Linked DNA regions of Homo sapiens: region 1 is linked to region 2. Evidence: chromatin loops called from intact Hi-C (ENCODE). Cell type or tissue: HepG2. All regions are shown on one strand. Links, peaks and the distances in the headings refer to the core of each region. The heading gives the core; the rest is flanking DNA.

The links. Peaks named below come from ENCODE experiments on the same cell type or tissue, not always from the same donor. Only the 100,000 strongest peaks of a DNase experiment are listed, where the experiment ranks them.
Region 1: it touches region 2 in a loop (2.4-fold over the local background); 15 of 110 quality-filtered maps call a loop at or near these places.

What each region holds. Positions count from the first base shown.
Region 1 is chr14:53,877,890-53,886,279 of GRCh38, reverse strand. It overlaps LOC107984676 (a long non-coding RNA gene), which reads left to right. Exons shown (of 4, transcript XR_001750978.2): 3 at 6,556-6,709. Among named protein-coding and RNA genes, the nearest start is that of LINC02331, 31 kb to the right of the region's middle. In HepG2, for the core only: no CTCF peak of the experiment used is centred there; DNase peaks (open chromatin) are centred at 3,369 and 4,789; H3K4me3 peaks cover 843 bases.
Region 2 is chr14:53,939,051-53,947,440 of GRCh38, reverse strand. No RefSeq gene overlaps it. Among named protein-coding and RNA genes, the nearest start is that of MIR5580, 5.2 kb to the left of the region's middle. RefSeq lists a silencer at 542-591 and enhancers at 562-1,092, 1,093-1,625, 1,966-3,410, 3,089-3,715, 3,716-4,343. In HepG2, for the core only: no CTCF peak of the experiment used is centred there; DNase peaks (open chromatin) are centred at 3,770 and 4,110; H3K4me3 peaks cover 881 bases.

The DNA.
Region 1 (8,390 bases), core at 114-8,113, 61 kb after region 2:
AGAGATGATACTGACTTCTGATTGGCTCTGCACCTCTCCATACTGGTAGCAGTGGTTCTCAGTGGGGTGATTTGGTCCCACCAGGGCACATTTGGCAATGTCTAGAGACAATTTTGTTTGTCACAGTGAGGGGGTGGAGTGGGATGAGGGTTGAGGATCGAGGTGATAATGACACCTGAGGGGTAGGGGACAGCAATGCTGCTAAACACGTTACAATGCGTAGGACAGCCCCTAGAGCAGAGAATGATCTAGTCCAAAATGCCTTACAACCTTGGCAGAAGTCTCCTTTCCTCTGTACTCCCCGACATGGGGGTCCCATCCTCTTCTTGGTCAATGCCTTTTTCTTTCCACTTTTCCCCATTCCATGGTTCTAGTGAGTGTGCACACGGGAACAGAAGAAGAGTAATTCCTTTATTTTTGTCTCTCCACTTTTCCGTTCCTTTGCTGCCTTGGGGAGTCCCCCTATACCTGATTTCTGCCAGTTTCCTGACAAAGTTGAGGTTTCTCTATTTATATCCCTAAAAGTGAAGCTTTTCAAATATGTAAGATCTGAGGTTCACTGGCACAATATGGCATACTTAAGACAGGATTGAGGTCCGAGAGGGAGTCGTGAAAGAAAAAGAGGACACAGAGTCTGGATATTTGACTGTGTTTAAAAGACATCAAGGCACCCAGTGGAACATGGCAAAAAGGAGCTGCCAGTCAGTTTTGTTTATGTGGAACAAGCCAATTGTTTCCTCCCATGTGAGTGGCTGGTTTTGTTTTATCTTTATGTAGCTGCTATTCCTCCTTTTCCCCCACAGACCAACTAGAAGTCATTCTTTTTGTGATCTTTGTTTTTTTTTTCTTCCAATGAACTCTTATTTTGCTGCATAGTATCAAAATATTTTCTTCAAAGACAATTTCCTTTAAAAATAAACTGTTATCAGAGAGAAGCTATGTTCACAGCTGGTAAAGGCATGATTAAATAATCACCGTATGGGGAATTGAAAAGCAATTTCATAATATAGCTTTAGATTCCAAAGAGAAAATCTAAGGAAACATTCCAGTTAGTTAAGAAAACTTTTAATCAAATGAAGTGTTTGAGCTCTACTTGGTTTTTGTGTGTTTTTTTTTATTGGCAACTTTCTGTATGTGCATGTTTTACTTGGTGAGAGTTTGTAAGAGGTTATCTTAATACAGTAATGGACTTCCTGAGAGTTTGGTTAACCTTCTAATTACATATAAAATAGCCTTCCAAATAGTTACAATAAATGTTTTAGACATAAATTTGACATGAGTCTGTATCTTTACTGCTAGTCTCTACTATAACTCTTTTTTTTGAAAAAAAAATACCATTAATCTAAGAAGAAACAGAGTATCTAAAGCAGAAACTCCTATATTGTTTATGTTCATAGAGTGACATAAACTCTTAGACTCTTCATGAGTAGTGACATTATGGAGAAGGAAACCCTACTTTTGAATAGAAAAAAACTGGAGCTCTGCCAAAGCCCAGCATGTAATTCCAGGAATCATCAAATCTCTCTGGGACTTAGTTTATCTCATCTATAGACTAGGTGCAACATGATCACTCTTCAGGTTTGTCCTACAACTAGAGCTTACCAGTGCAAAAGCCTTACCACAGTACATGCCAGGTTGTCAACAATCGGTGATTCAATAAACAATAGCTGTGATCAATACCTTGATTGTATAGGCAATTCAGACAACACTAGCTTTTTATGTAAAAGTTTCCTCTTTGAAACTAATAAAATATCAGAGTTACCAAAGAGATATTTGTAAAATACTTATTGGAATATCTAAGGCCCCAGATCAAAATATTCTAAGCTGGACAATAATTTTATGCCTATGCTTTGGGTCCAGTATGCACTGATTTTAGACCAGAATTCTTTGATTTTTTTTTTGCATTGTTGGGTATGGAAATCCTGTACTAATACCAGACATTAAAACAATTTACACAGCTGTAATTGTGAGACAATGTAAATTCCATTAGAAAATTGTATTTGAATGATTATAAATGTTATTCTATAATCGACCTAAGATTGTTAAATCATAAACTTAACTATGAAATTTAACGCTATTTAAATACATTTAAAATAATATAAAATGTACCTTTTAAGCTTTTCAAATTTATGTATTTATTATTATTATTAATATTTTAGTGACTGGGTCTCATTCTGTTGCTCACGCTAGAGTACAATGCTACAATCATAGCTCATTGCAGTCTTGAACTCCTCGGTTTAAACGATACTCCTTCCTCAGCCTCTGGAGTAGCTAGGACTACAGGCATGTGCTGCCACGCCTGACTAATGAAAAAAAAATCTGTAGAGATGGGGTCTTGCTATGTTGCCCAGGCTGTTCTCCAACTCCTAGTTTCAAATGATCCTCCTACATTGCCCAAAGTGCTGGGATTACAGATGTGAGCCACTACACCTGGCCTCAAGTTGATTTAATTGTGTAAGATGAAAAATAATTGAAGTACTCTGTTTCATAAAGCTATATAGAATCTTGAAAAACAATGACTTGGAAAGATTTTTCCAAATTTTGTGAAATGACTTTTTATTGTTCACATGCAGCTCAGAATATTTTAATATTTGGGTATACAGTAAAATAATCAAAATTATACATTCTAAAAACATATTTTGAACTTCTAGAACAGAATTAACATGCTTTAGAACTGTGTTCAAGTGACTCATTCAGTAAGCCATTAAATCAGTTGACATAATACAGTATTTGAAATACCTTCCCAAAGCATATTTATCTATATTTTATTTCCTGTGAAAATTTGAAATTTAAGTACTTGTCATTTTGACATAAGCATATGTCATTTTTGTATTTATCTTAAAAAATTGTATTTAACATTTTGTAAAGACTTCCATTAGTATTAACCCAATAGAGCAAAATAATCAGAGAATGGAATTTTAGTTAAACTCTTTTTTTTTTACCTTTTATAGGAGTGCTATATCACACCTGTTTCTGAGCTTTAGGTTGGAGGTACTTCAATGAAAAAAATAACCTTGTATCCGCACACAACCTTATATGCACATAGGATTTTAAAACATGAGATGAGTTCCATTATTCAGCAAATGGCATTCTCCGATTCTAAAAAATGGAAATAAAATCAGAATCAGTGACATGCAGATAAAGGGAATCAACCAAGTCTTCAAACTTATTGCTTTGTATTTTTGTCTTATGAACTTTGAATTGAACTTCTGCACAGGATCTGATCTGGATGAAATGTCATATATCTGAGACTGATCCTTATCTCCTAAACGTTTCCTTTGTTTCTTTGATTCTTTGGGCTTTACCCTCTTATTTTATTGTGAGTGGCCCAGAGCTTTGATCTTGCAATAAGCTCTGGCTCGCAACACAAACCTTTGCTTTGCTATGACACACAGAAGGACGTGGGTATACTCAGAAAATCTAAATAGACAAGAGGTTACTTCTTCTGTGGTTAGGGCTAAAGGCAAATGGGGTAACTTCAGAATTTATTGTCTCCCATTACATTATGGGAAACTAAAAATTCACACGGGTATTTTAACATTAAGAAAGCACACCTGTGAGAACAAGTTTGATGTACAGTATCTATCTGTTTCTCATTTCAGTTACAATAGTTTCTTGAGTTTTAAGAATTAAAACTTCCCCTTTTGTATTGTTGCAGACATAAAATATTTAGAACCATCTTTCAGATTTCAAATTCCTTTCTGGTTAAAAAAATTATATTAAGATAGTTTTGAAGTTGTACAGTAAATAAAAATTGATTAATATACTGAGCACAAAGTATATCACACAAAGGTGCTTTTTAGCTGAAATATCAATTAGAAATGCACAATATATAATAAAATAGGAGTTATAAGTGTTGTGTTTGCAATTAATATTTCATATGTTCTATTTTAAATTTTTCTTACATTAAGAAAAAAAGATGCATACAATTTTCTGAACCACATAGTTCATTGTATCTACAATATCAGACAATGTGTAAAATAATCATCTACCAGAGGAACGTATTTAAGCCAGCAGACACCCTGTGCATGTTACATGTGTACAATGTACCTCTAAAATTACGAGTGTCATAAATAGAGTGTGTTGACACTCAGATGACTCTAAAGATGCTTGAGGAGAACTTCAAAGGGTTTCTTTCTTCAGTAACGTCTACTAATAAGTTAATTATAAACATATAAGTAATGGTTTTTAAAGTAATTTTCTTATTGTGTATGTCTTTGTTTAAGAAGAAAATGTTGAGCAGCAAGCCGGTCCCAGCCATGTGACCATATTAGTGGCGAGTTTATCATCTTGAAATGGACACCAACACTTTTATGTCCCTCAAACTAAAAGCAGCTAAGAAATTGAATTCATATGCTTAATAAATGAGTAATTAGAATGGGAAAATTTTATTCGCCAGTGTCAGACATTTCCCTCCTTCTACTACCAGTTTTCATTAAGTTTGAGAAAGTACAGCCGAAAGAGTCAGTTCAGATATACACTGGGAAACAACTCAAAACTGCTTTTCATTTTGAGTATTAGAGACTTTTGTTATCTTTATTTATAGTTTTACGTACGTGCTCATTTTTTTTAAACTGGAACTCATCTGCTAGCTACTAAACAATCACTGAACTTTGTCCAGTGGGTTCATAACCTGAATTCAAGTTGTAGGTAATGTTTGTAATTCTAAAAATGCCAACATTTGTCATTGTGAATTATGTTTCCTTTAGGAAATTCCTTTACTAAAGAGAGGCAGTCATTTTTGACACTAATCAGATGCCTCTGTGCTGACCCTCTTGCTGAATGAGGCCAGGCTTTCTAGGTTATTAGTATTTAAAAAGAAATAACCACCCAATGTAGCATTTCAGTAAATAATGACCTACAAGACCTATTAGGCATATTCCACAATTTTTCCCACCCGTAGCAATGATTAACTCAGAAAACATTACAGAGCTTTTCTGGTGTCAGCTGAGCAGGGGCTTGTGGTTCTTCATTCACATTTTTCACTTAATCCCATGGCTTTGAATTCTTTCCCTTGTAAGTTCCTATATATAAAGATTAGAAACTGCTTCTGGCTATGCAGAATTACATGCTTTTAGATGAAATTCAATCCATTGTAAAAAATTCTGTTCAGAGCAACACTATTTATTTCTTGTTGGATTTGGATGACACAGAGAAGAACTGGGAACAGAAATTATGTTACCCAATTTTAATAAGCTGTAGCAATAATTTTGAGAAACACTAGAAAAATTAAACACTGGTGAGTTTATTTAAGCCTTTTAAGGGAAAAAAAAAAGGAAATACCAGAAGATAATTAAAAGTGCAGAGCTAACTTTTCCTCTGGAATGTCTTTGGCTTGCCTTCCTTTTATATAGATTATGTCATAGTGGAGGTTGGGGATTGAAAAATAATTTTTGGTATTTAAGGAAGTGATAGGTTTTTGTGATTCTTAATACTCATCTTTGCGTAAAACAGGTTGAAATAAATCTTTAACAGTGAAGAAAGAAAAATGTTTGGATCTCATGAGCTGTTGGAAATTTTCTTATTGCCTCTTTTCTAAATATAATAGGTTAAAACGTGGAGAATTTCTGAAAAGTGATTACTTTTTCCCAAATAGTTGATCTGACCACATATAGACTAGAGAGGGGACTCCTCTCTGAGTTTTGAGATGGGACTCTAGATATTTGGCTGCAGAAGCCTAAAGAAGCAAAAACAATGGGGCTTGGGATGGGGAGGTGGGGTGTCTACAAGTCAGTTACGGAGGAAAATGCCGAACAAATATTTCGCTGGTTCATATAGCAGGATTAACATTTTTGTTCCTCGTGGAGCACAGGCATAAATCCTTAGAGAATCTCAGCAAAATCTGTTGAAGGGTCACTTGAACTTAAAGGTAACAAATTCTTGGGGTCTTTGAGTTATATATTTTTACATACTTGTGCCCTTTTCAACTAACAGAAAGGGCAAAATACCCACAGAGCCCTCCTTTATTGTTCTCTGTGCCCTCCTCTGCCTTTCACGTCTTATTTTCCTCCCAGATGTGTTTAGCAGATTCGTGTTTTGGTTTGTGTAAATGAGCCACATCTCAAAGTCGTCATGACCCCCCAACTTCTGAGTCTACTCTTAATGGCTAACCCTTACTTCCTCACTTCCCAATCTGCCCCCTTAAAACATTTGCAGCTCCACTGTGTTTAACATTAGCATTTGATGGTTCTCAGGATTCATTCAAAGATGGGAAATGAGTTTTTTTGTTTTTTTTTTAATTGACTTGGCTGGAAGGTGCTCATATAGAAATGATGCTGGGAACAGCAAATGAGCAGACATCCTAGGGAAGTGAGGTAATCGCACTAGGCAGAGGGTGGTTCCGGAAGGTCCCACTCGGGGTGGGCTTCAGCGTTACACAGACTGACTCTCCCAGTCCTTAACTGAGTGCCTGATAAGAGAAAGGGCTTTGTAAATACGTAACCCCTTTCCCTATGTGCCCCTCTCATCCCCACTAAGTATTATTGACTGACTCTGGTCCCGAAAGACTTTTTTTTTTTTTGGAACTAATTTGATTTTTTTTTTTTTTTTTCCAAGAGCATGCCTTCGTTGAGCTGAGACCCAGGCTTCTCTGACAAACTCTGTTGAGGAAACTGGAAATGATCTACTAAAGAATATAGATCGCTGAGTCTGATGTTGTACGAAACTCATAATACCTGACTGGGGAAAAAAAAAAACCAATGTAGGAAAAGTGAGTGTCACCAGAAAGAACACAGAATGGTGAGCCCTGAGAAGGCAGGTCTGTGACTGTTCCGTGCACCACAACATCCCGAGGGTGGTGGGTGCTTGGGCGTGCTTACTGAATGAATTCTCTTGCAAGATACCGTTGCCAAGTCTTCAACTTGTTCCTTTCCAATGTCATTTGTATTAAGCCTGAAATTTGCTTTGAAATCACAGGAAGAAAGAATCTATATAAACTAAATGGCCATTGTTTTCATTAATATTGTTATGTCACACCCAATCCCTAATCCCTCCCAGACAACAATTGAACCAAAGCAATATCAGTCACGTGATGCCTGAGGTCAAGTGAGTTCACCTCCCTGCCCGTAGCCCAGCATCATGTAAACCACTAAAATAAAGGCAAAGACATCTAGTATTTCTCTGGAGGCACACACTTAATAAAAACACAACTGAGGTGAGGAGGCTCAGAGAGAACATTGCTCAATTCCTAAATAGGAGTAAGTTACACTCAGACACAGACCCAGTCTCCTCCAAATTTCTTTTTTATTTTTTTGAATGAAGTTAGGAGAAAAAGGATTTTGGGCTTGCAGTTTGCTGTGGAGAGCGAGAGTCTGGCCTCACGTGCACAAGATGATTTCTTTTCTTTTTCTTTCTTTCTTTCTTTCTTTCTTTCTTCTTCTTCTTTTTTCTTTTTTTAATAAAGTAAGCACATTTAATGGAAATACATTTAATAGAAGATAAGGGTAGATTTGGAAACTTAAAATTCTTGCTAACTCTTAACCACACCTGGGTTAGTAGCATCTGGACTGCCATTACAGCCTTCTAACCAGCATTTCCACATCCTTTCTCATGCCTTCCATTTACACCCAACTCCATATATTCTCCACAGCATTCAGAATAGTGTTTTAAAAATAAAAATTTTTATTTATTTATTTATTTTTAATTATACTTTAAGTTCTGGGATACATGTGCAGAATGGGCAGGTTTGTTACATAGGTACACACGTGCCATGGTGGTTTGCTGCACCCATCAACCCGTCATCTACATTAGGTATTTATCCTAATGCTATCCCTCCCCTAGCCCCCCACCCCACAACAGGCCCCAGTGTGTGATGTTCCCCACCCTGTGTCCATGTGTTCTCATTGTTCAACTCCCACTTATGAGTGAGAACATGTGGTGTTTGGTTTTCTGTTCCTGTGCTAATTTGCTGAGAATGATGGTTTCCAGCTTCATCTATGTCCCTGCAAAGGACATGAACTCATCCTTTTTTATGGCTGCATAGTATTCCATGGTGTATATGTGCCACATTTTCTTTATCCAGTCTATCACTGATGGGCATTTGGGTTGGTTCCAAGTCTTTGCTATTGTGAACAGTGACACAATAAACATACGTGTGCATGTGTCTTTATAGCAGAATGATTTATAATCCTTTGGGTATATACCCAGTAATGGGATTGCTGGGTCAAATGGTATTTCTAGTTCTAGATCTTTGAGGAATGGCCACACTGTCTTCCACAACGGTGGAACTAATTTACACTCCCACCAACAGTGTAAAAGCATTCCTATTTCTCCACATCCTCTCCAGCATCTGTTGTTTCCTGACTTTTTAATGATCATCATTCTAACTGGCGTGAGATGGTAACTCATTGTGGTTTTGATTTGCATTTCTCTAATGACCAGTGATGACGAGC
Region 2 (8,390 bases), core at 257-8,256:
TCGGCATTTACTATTTTTGCCTAATATTCAGTTCAGTACCTGACGGAAGTCGTAGGGTGATTCTCGGCGTTGCTTTTGGATCAAGCCTACCATTTCACCCCATTCATGTTTTTTTTTTTTTTTTTTCTCCAGAGTAATGTTCCTATTACTGAAAGAAAGATGGGGAGGGAAGCTCGCCCTTGAGGAGTTCGGCAAAGTCGTAACCACATCAGAGGAGCTGCTTGGTCGATCCCTACCCAACCCTTAAACTGGAACCGGCTTCCTAGGAGCTTAAAAAAAAAAAAAAAAGGTTGGGGGGGTGTGGAGTGGGACGCATCAAACATTCCCCTGCTTTCGTTGCATAATTCGCCCAGAACCTGCCAGGTGACCTGCTGACTTTGTTTTCTGTCTTGACCGTGCTTCGTTCCACACCCCCCTCGCCGCCGGGCAGCGCCACACTGAGAGGGCTCGGCGCGTCCGCGGCGCGGGCAGACCCCAGTAGTCACCCGGCCTTGGACTGGCGTCAAGATCCAGCCCCGCCGACCCCGCCTCCCGCCCGCTCTGGAGCTCCCAGGCCCGGCGGCGGCGGGGGCACCAGGGGGCGTCCTCCCTGCGGGGGACCAGGGGGACCGTGCACCTGGCGACGGCCCGCGGGAGCCGCGCGGCAGGCGGCCACCCCTCCCCATCCCCGCCGACCGCGGACTGCGGGTCCCCCAGCCCGGGCCCGAGAGCCGGCCCGCTCATCCGCCCTCGGGGACCCAGGCCTCAGGTGAAGCTCTGCAGACACAGACGGATCTGATTAGCGCTCGCTGGTCCTTGGGGCGGTCGCTCTGCAGATTTCATGCGAAATGGGGTCAAAAGGCCGCGCAGAAGCGTGGAGTCTGCAGGGGAAGGCTCCCCGGGGTGGAGGGGCTTAAGAGGGGTCGAGACCTTTAGGGGTTTTCTGTAGGGGGCAGAGAGCGGGAATTAGGGAGCGAGGCTCTCCTGCCTCCGAGCTCACAGTGGGCCTGCATATGGGGGTGACTCAATGGGAGCGGGGACGTGGGCGAGTGGGAAACAGGCCCGCTGGGTGAGGGTCGGACCTGCAGACTGGCCCTGAAGGCTGAGCCGCTGTCTTGGGCCCCTTGGGGACACGGAGAGCCCTGGGTCCCAGCTGAACTGCAGCCAGGGCCCCGCTCCCCAACAGTCGGGGGACGGAGGTGAACGGGAGAGGCCACGGGTGTGCAAGAGTGGAGCTGGACGATTGCTTTCAGAAATGAGATGCCAAGCCATGATACATAATGACAGCACCTCAGCTGACCTCCGCAGGGCCTCTGGACCGGGGACTCACCGTGCCCGCCCCCACTCCCTCTCCAAAGGTGAGCCAGGAGCATAAAGCTTATCCCAGGCCCAGGTCTCCGAACTATTTGTCATCAAAGATACTTTTGCTTCAACACAAAACCAATTTTACAAACTATTCACATACTCTCTTTTGAAAAGGAAAAGAATAATGCAAATGCAACGTTGGTGACCTTACATTACCTGGGAATCAGAAGGTTATTAGTATTCCCTAGGGGAATTTAGGATAACTGGTGGACTGCCAAATTAGAATTGATGCAAAGTTATTCAGGCTTACCTTGTGATACAAACTAGCACAATTCTGAAAACTATAACTGGAAATTAAATTCAGAGTGGTTAGAAATGTGGTCTAGGTGGGATTGCAAGGATCTCATTTCCCTATGCATTTAGCACCTAATGGCAGAATAAATAAACAGAACTGCAATGCTCACCAGTGGAGAAAAGTGGCTGATTTTAGGAAAAATGTCAAATTGCTCTAATGTTAAAAAAAAAACACACAGAAATTATTTTGAAAAAGGAGTCAAAAGTTCAAGGTGTGCAACTTTGAGTCAATTCTAGAAAAAAATCTAAAATTTTTTTTCAGCTTGGAAGCCATTTGAAATTACCATTCATAAGTCACTTTATTTAAAGCATTAACTGCAGCAAGTTCCAGTTGTTTCTGCTTTCGCTCGCTCTTCAAAATATTCTTTATAAACTAAGTGAAAATATAAAAGTTATAGTATGCTGTTCAGAACAAACAATTCAGAAAATACTGTCGGATTCCAAAATGTTTACCTCAAAAATGTGAAATTTGAGGAAAAGAAGACAAGATGGAAGAATAATTTGCTGCGTTGTGTTACTAATGAGAATTTCTGAAGTCCAGCTTTCAGTCAGTTTTGCCACATTTTCTAAAGAAAAGATCTCATTGATCTTTTAACTTTTTATAGCTTGATTTCTAGCAAAAATATTTTTAAATGACTACAAAGTTCCCTACCCCAAATCCTGGAACCTGGTAGCCTGGTGCAAGTAGATTCTAGTTTTGCAAAATTTCATTACTGTTACTTTAGCAATATGTTTTTTCCAGTTTTATTAACTGAAGCCCTCATCAGCAGATAATTCTCTAAACAGTCTAAAGCACACTGATTGAGATTTTAATTGGCTAGACTCAATAGTTTAGTCCTGTAATTATTTCTCTCTCCCTAAGGTACCAGCAAGTGATTCCATCCTGCATATAGTTGTCCATGATTGGGTTAAGAAAATGTACAACTGTGTTCAACTCAAGCTTCATGCTGATTTAATCTTTTAATCCTTGTCATTTGGTTTTCAAAGCAGTTTGTTTCTGAGGTAGGACCTAGGCAAAGAGGCCAAAGATATGGACCTTACAAGAGAGAAAGAGATGAGGGGTGGTATGGTTAAGGCTACACCCAATGTTCCCTGAATTCATTTATAATTCAAATGTAGAAAAATGTCTATCTTTTGAGAACTGACTTATACACCTTCTTTGATTGGTCAGTAAAAGCTACATAACCCAAAGTGTTAACTTAGCTCCAGAAAGCTCAGACCCAAGCATTTAATGTCCAATTGCAATGTTTCCTTCCAGCTGGATATACACAACTTTTTCCTTCTATTGTTTCTAAAATGTAGTAAAATGACATTCAGATTCCTTTTTGAGAAAGCGAGTTTACTTACAATCCCATCCTCCTAAAACAACTACTTAGGTTTTTGTTTTCTTCTAGTCTTTGTTCATATGTTTATGTTTTCCTATAGCGTTTGTGTTCTGTTTTTCTTAATTTCGGATTAATATTATAACCTTAACATATGTTAAATCCTAAATGTATGGTTTATACATATGTCAGTGTGGATCACCTCCACTCCTTTGTGAGAAAGTTGGCTGGGTATAAAACTTAAATGTTTAACCTCAAGCAATTTTAAGCTGCCTGGACATAGTATCAGGGCTGTGGGCATCATGTCCAAATCTTATTAAGATTCTTACTGACTTCTTAAGGCTCAGCTTAAGCATTGTGGTCCCAGTACTAAACAGAATGCTCCTTTGTGTGATTTAAGTATTCTGAAAAGTGGGTTACCTGACATCCCAGGCTCAGACATTTTTGTTGACTGAGCACATTGGAAGACTTGCATCCACACGATTTGATCAACTTGGGAATATATTCCTTCCCTGGAGAAAGTCAGTTGCAACCTGGGGAAGGAAGGACATGCTTAAAAGGTCTCTGTCTCATGCACTCAGAAGCCACTGAGTTGAGCAATTTCCTATTTGACTCAATGTGCGTCTCTCATTTTCATGCTTTGATTTTTTGCACTGGTTTTCTTGGTAATGAAGGGTAGTGGGAAAGGGAGGCAGAATTATCTAAATACAGTAATTACCAAATTGAAACCTATTCAAACAGCTAGGTTACTAGGTTCAGACTGACCTTGACACTTTCAACCTTCAGATTCCAGTTGGTTGGGGTCAGCCACAAATGTCGAGTTGCTGAGTGATTTCCACATGCTTCTTTTGTGTACCTTAACAAGGGCAGACAAAAGATGTTTTTCCAGTGGGACTCACTCTTTATGAGGCCTGACCCTCGAAGGAGCAAATTAATCTCAGGCGATTTTGAGGTTTTAGGGCACTAAGAGAATTTTTAGAGCATGGAGAAGTAATTTGTTCAATGGTGCCTTAGAAGAGTTAATTTACCTCCAAAAGGTGAGTTCCTTTTACTATCCTGAGTCTTTTACTTCCTCTGAGATCAGACTTGTTATTTGCATAGCAAAGCATTCCATTTAGCTCGAGGGAGGGGGTGGGGGATTGTTAACAAGGAAAGTCACTTTTCCCACGTCTTTCAAAACTCAGCAATGTGGTAAGTGGGTTTGATCAACCTTTCCCCTCCCCTAAACCCCAAAACGTCAGACTATTTTGCTCATTATCTATCTTGAAATTGACCAGGTTTTCCGGATAGAAGAGTTGTAGGATTTAGTATATAGCTGCTGAGAGGACAGTTTTGCTAACATTGTTTGTTTTGGCAAGTTAGTGTAGACTTGCAGGTGAAGACTCCAGAAAAGCAAACAGCAGACTCCACCAACATCCCTCTTCCCCTTTACAGGCATCACTTTTTATTTTTAATAAATCAGGGAGGTGCTTTTTAATAGATTCGTGACACTTTGCATGGGAATTATACACATTTACCTTGGTATTATGTTTCCCACTTGGCTGTCCTGCTTATTCCACCCAAACTCATCTATGCACTTAAATCACAGTCTCTGAGGGCCTACACTGTGTGTAGGTTATTGTTTATTTGCTTGTCACTTAGCAATTCTCAAGAACTAGCTCATAATTTATTTTAACCAAATATGCTCCACCTTAGAGACCCAACACTGTAAATAAAGGGGACTTTTCAGCATTCTAGAAGATTGAACAATCCGGGGTCCTAATTAGCATGGAATCAACTGGTAGTTACTTTTAAGTGTCTATTCTTTCCAAATTGGGAGATTAGTCACAGGGATCTGAGGGAAGAAACTGGACGTTTAATAAGCCCTATTGATAAGAAGGGGCAATTGTAAAAATACAAAAGTTTAGCTGCTGGAAGATAACCTTACATTTTGAGCATTTGTGGGAGAATATAATTCTAGCTATATCTCCCTAAGATCACTAATGTTATATAACAAGTCATAGTGACCCGAAGAAAAGTAAATTTAGGAAAATGTTGGCGGATGGGAACAGCAAGCAAAACAAAATGGTCTGTGGTCTATTCTGCATTATTCAGCCCATTGACAAAGTTTCTAGGCTTCTCTAGGAGAAGCAGGGCTCTGTGTTCGGTATGTGATGGGGTAGGGGAGAATCAGGAGGGGTCTTCTGTTTTCCCTAGAATAGTTTACAGTGAAAATGTATTTAGGTTGTATATCTATAATTAAATATAGAATTTTGACAGAATTTATCTCCCCTAACAGAATTTTAAATAGCGAAGTTTTTACTAACATAAACATGCATTTATAAAGAATTCATTCCATGGAGGAGAATGAGAGATGTTAATAAGTACAAACAAATTAATTAGAAAGAATGAATAAGACCTAGTATTTGAAAGCACAACGGGACGACTATAGGCAATAATAATTGTACATTTAAAAATAACTAAAAGGGTGTAATTGGATTTTTGTAACATAAGGGATAAGTGCCTAGGGGGATGGATACCTCATTTTCTGTGACATGATTATTATGCATTGCATGCCTGTGTCAAGACATCTCATGTACCCCATAAATATATATGTCTACTATGTACCCACAAAATTTTTTAAAAAAGAACTCATTCTATCTCTGTGTTATAATGCTGGGAAAGTTTTTTGTTTTGTTTTGTTTTGTTTTAAAGATATGGATATGTACATAGACAAAAATCTGGCCATTGGTGGGAAAATTATATTATAATGAGAAGAAAATGCTTCCTAGGTTAATTTAATGCAACACTAACTAAAATTTCTTTAAACATATTTAATGGAACTTGAAAGATAGTCACATGGACCAACAAATGGGGAAGAATATGTCCCCAAATTTTAAGGTAACAATAGTCTCCTTGTCTTGGCAGATGTGTACAAAATGACAATTTTTAAAAGTCTTTGTTATTAGGTTATCATTAAAAAAATAGATCAGTGGATAAGCAGATAGTTCAGAAATATATTTAAAATACGATTAGAATTTAACATCTGACACACTAGGAGCAAGACAGGCTTATAAGAATTACTAAGAAATGATACTTGGTAAATAGATAGCATGCAAAAGTGATTTAATATAGATGTGTATGTTACACTAAACTTCAGAAATGTCTAAACATATTAAAGAGCTAATCATATTTTTAAGTATAGGAAGCTCTATTTTTAAGTATGGGAAAATTGAATTGCCTAGTATCCAAATCTATCAAATAAACACACACATTCAGACTACTTATGAAATTGAGGGTGTTATCAGAAGTTTAAAGAAACTAGGTTTGATAAGTAGAATTTTAAAAAAAATTATAGCAAAATGTAATAAAAACAAATGTAAAAAGCAAAAACCAGAGTATGAAACATGATGAGTACTTGATAAATATTTACTATAAAATGTATAAATTATGGCTATAATCCCAGGTCATATGAAGATTTACAGTTAAAGTAACAACAGATGCTCTAGACCAGATGTTGGCAAACTTTTTCCATAAGGGGCCAGATAGTCCATATTTTAGGCCTTATGGATCATAGGCCTCTGTGGCAACTACTCAACTCTACCAGTCCTAGCACAAAACTGGTCATAGAGAGTAGTAAACAAATGCATGTGGCTGCGTCCCAGTAAAACTTTATGGACACGGAAACTTGAACTTCATATAATTTTTGCTTGCTGTGAAATATTCTTTTGATTTTTAAAGACTGTTTAAAAATGTAAAACTATTCTTAGTTCACAGATGGTAAAACACAGGTGGTAGGCTGGATTTGGCCTGAAAGCTATAGGTTACCAGCCCTTGCTTGTTTTTGTTTTTGACCTGTGTAACCCAACGCATTTTCCTTGAAACAACAGTCTCAAGAGCTCGTTTCTGAAAAAAAGGATGTCATGATGAAATGTATTTGGAAAATGCTGTGATCTGTATTACTGACTTGAAAATTTACAATGAGCATTATATTTTAAAGTTTTCGAGAAATCCCATAGTAAGAAACCTGCCTGGCTTTCACCAACCCAGTGATGCTTCAACTTACCTAACCTCAGTACTCCTTTTTGTCCCTCACATTCCCAACCGTGCAAGGCCAATGCACAGTTGGCCCTGGCCTATTCTCTCCGATGGCACTTGATACTTCTTCTTTCCTTGTTAACTACATTCCAGCCATACTGGCCTTCTTTCTGTTCTTTAACCACCATGTACATTCATTCATTCTTGCCTTGGATGTTCTTCTGTCTGCTGTCCCCTCTGCCTGCAAGGTTCTTCTGCAAGATCTTCACAGGCTGGCCTTCTTGTTATTCAGTTTTCAGCTCAAATGTCTCCTCCCCAGTGAGGCCTTCTCTGATGTGCTATTCTAAAACGACTCCTCCATCCAGCATGCTCACCCGCATGCCTCTGTACTGTTTTCTTCATGGAACGTTCTATGAAATTTTCTCTCTGTGTATGGGTACGTGTATGTGTATGTATGTGTAGCATCTCCTCACTGCAATGAAAGCTCCATGAGGGGTGGGACCTTGCCCCTCTTCTCTTTATTAGAACATCCTGTCTCTAACTGAAGTGCTTGCCACATAAAATGAATGCAATATAATTTTATTCAGAGAGATTTTAAGAGATAGAGAAAGGGATAGAGATGGAGTAGGGGTGAGGGAGAGGGGGAGGGAGAGAAAGTATTACACAGACCACGTTTTGAGAAATACTATGTTATGCAAAAGAAAACACAAATTTTAAATTCTTACTTGAAAAATGCATAATGTCACTAGCAGTTACAATGCAAATTCATCCAACTTAAAGTTTACATTGCAACTCAAAGGTTATTCTAAGCAGCTCATGTAATTACATCCATCAATTGCTGATGTTTCTGTAAATGATTCAATTTGTTTTTTGGAGAATACAAGTAAGCTGAAATAAGAGCTATAAAATTGCTTATGCTCTTTGACATTTTGGAAAATACACCTCACAGAAATAATCTGAAGAGGAAAATGGTAGTTTTTTTAAATAGATTGATATAAACATTGGTTATAATAGCAAAAGATTGGAAACAATCATTCTAGACTATTAAAAATGACAATAGTGTAAATTACATCAATATCTGGACTTGTGTTTATCATACCATATTAAATGAAAAGAGTAAAACACAAAATATGTGCTCTTCAATGACACCAACGTAAAACATGCACACTTACACTAATCATAGCTAGACAAATTTAATTTGCAATAAAGCAAATTACATTTCATTTCATATTTTTGTTGCAATATTTTCTCTGTAACATCAAAAAGTTGACAAAAGAAAAGAGATTGGAACTTGCTTGCACTGTGGAGGGAAAACTGGTTCTGTACATGTTTTAATTTGTCTGAGGAAACAGAGAAAAGACTTAAATATCCTGAAATAAAGGTGGCAAAGCTTCTCCTATTCAGCCTTTCGAT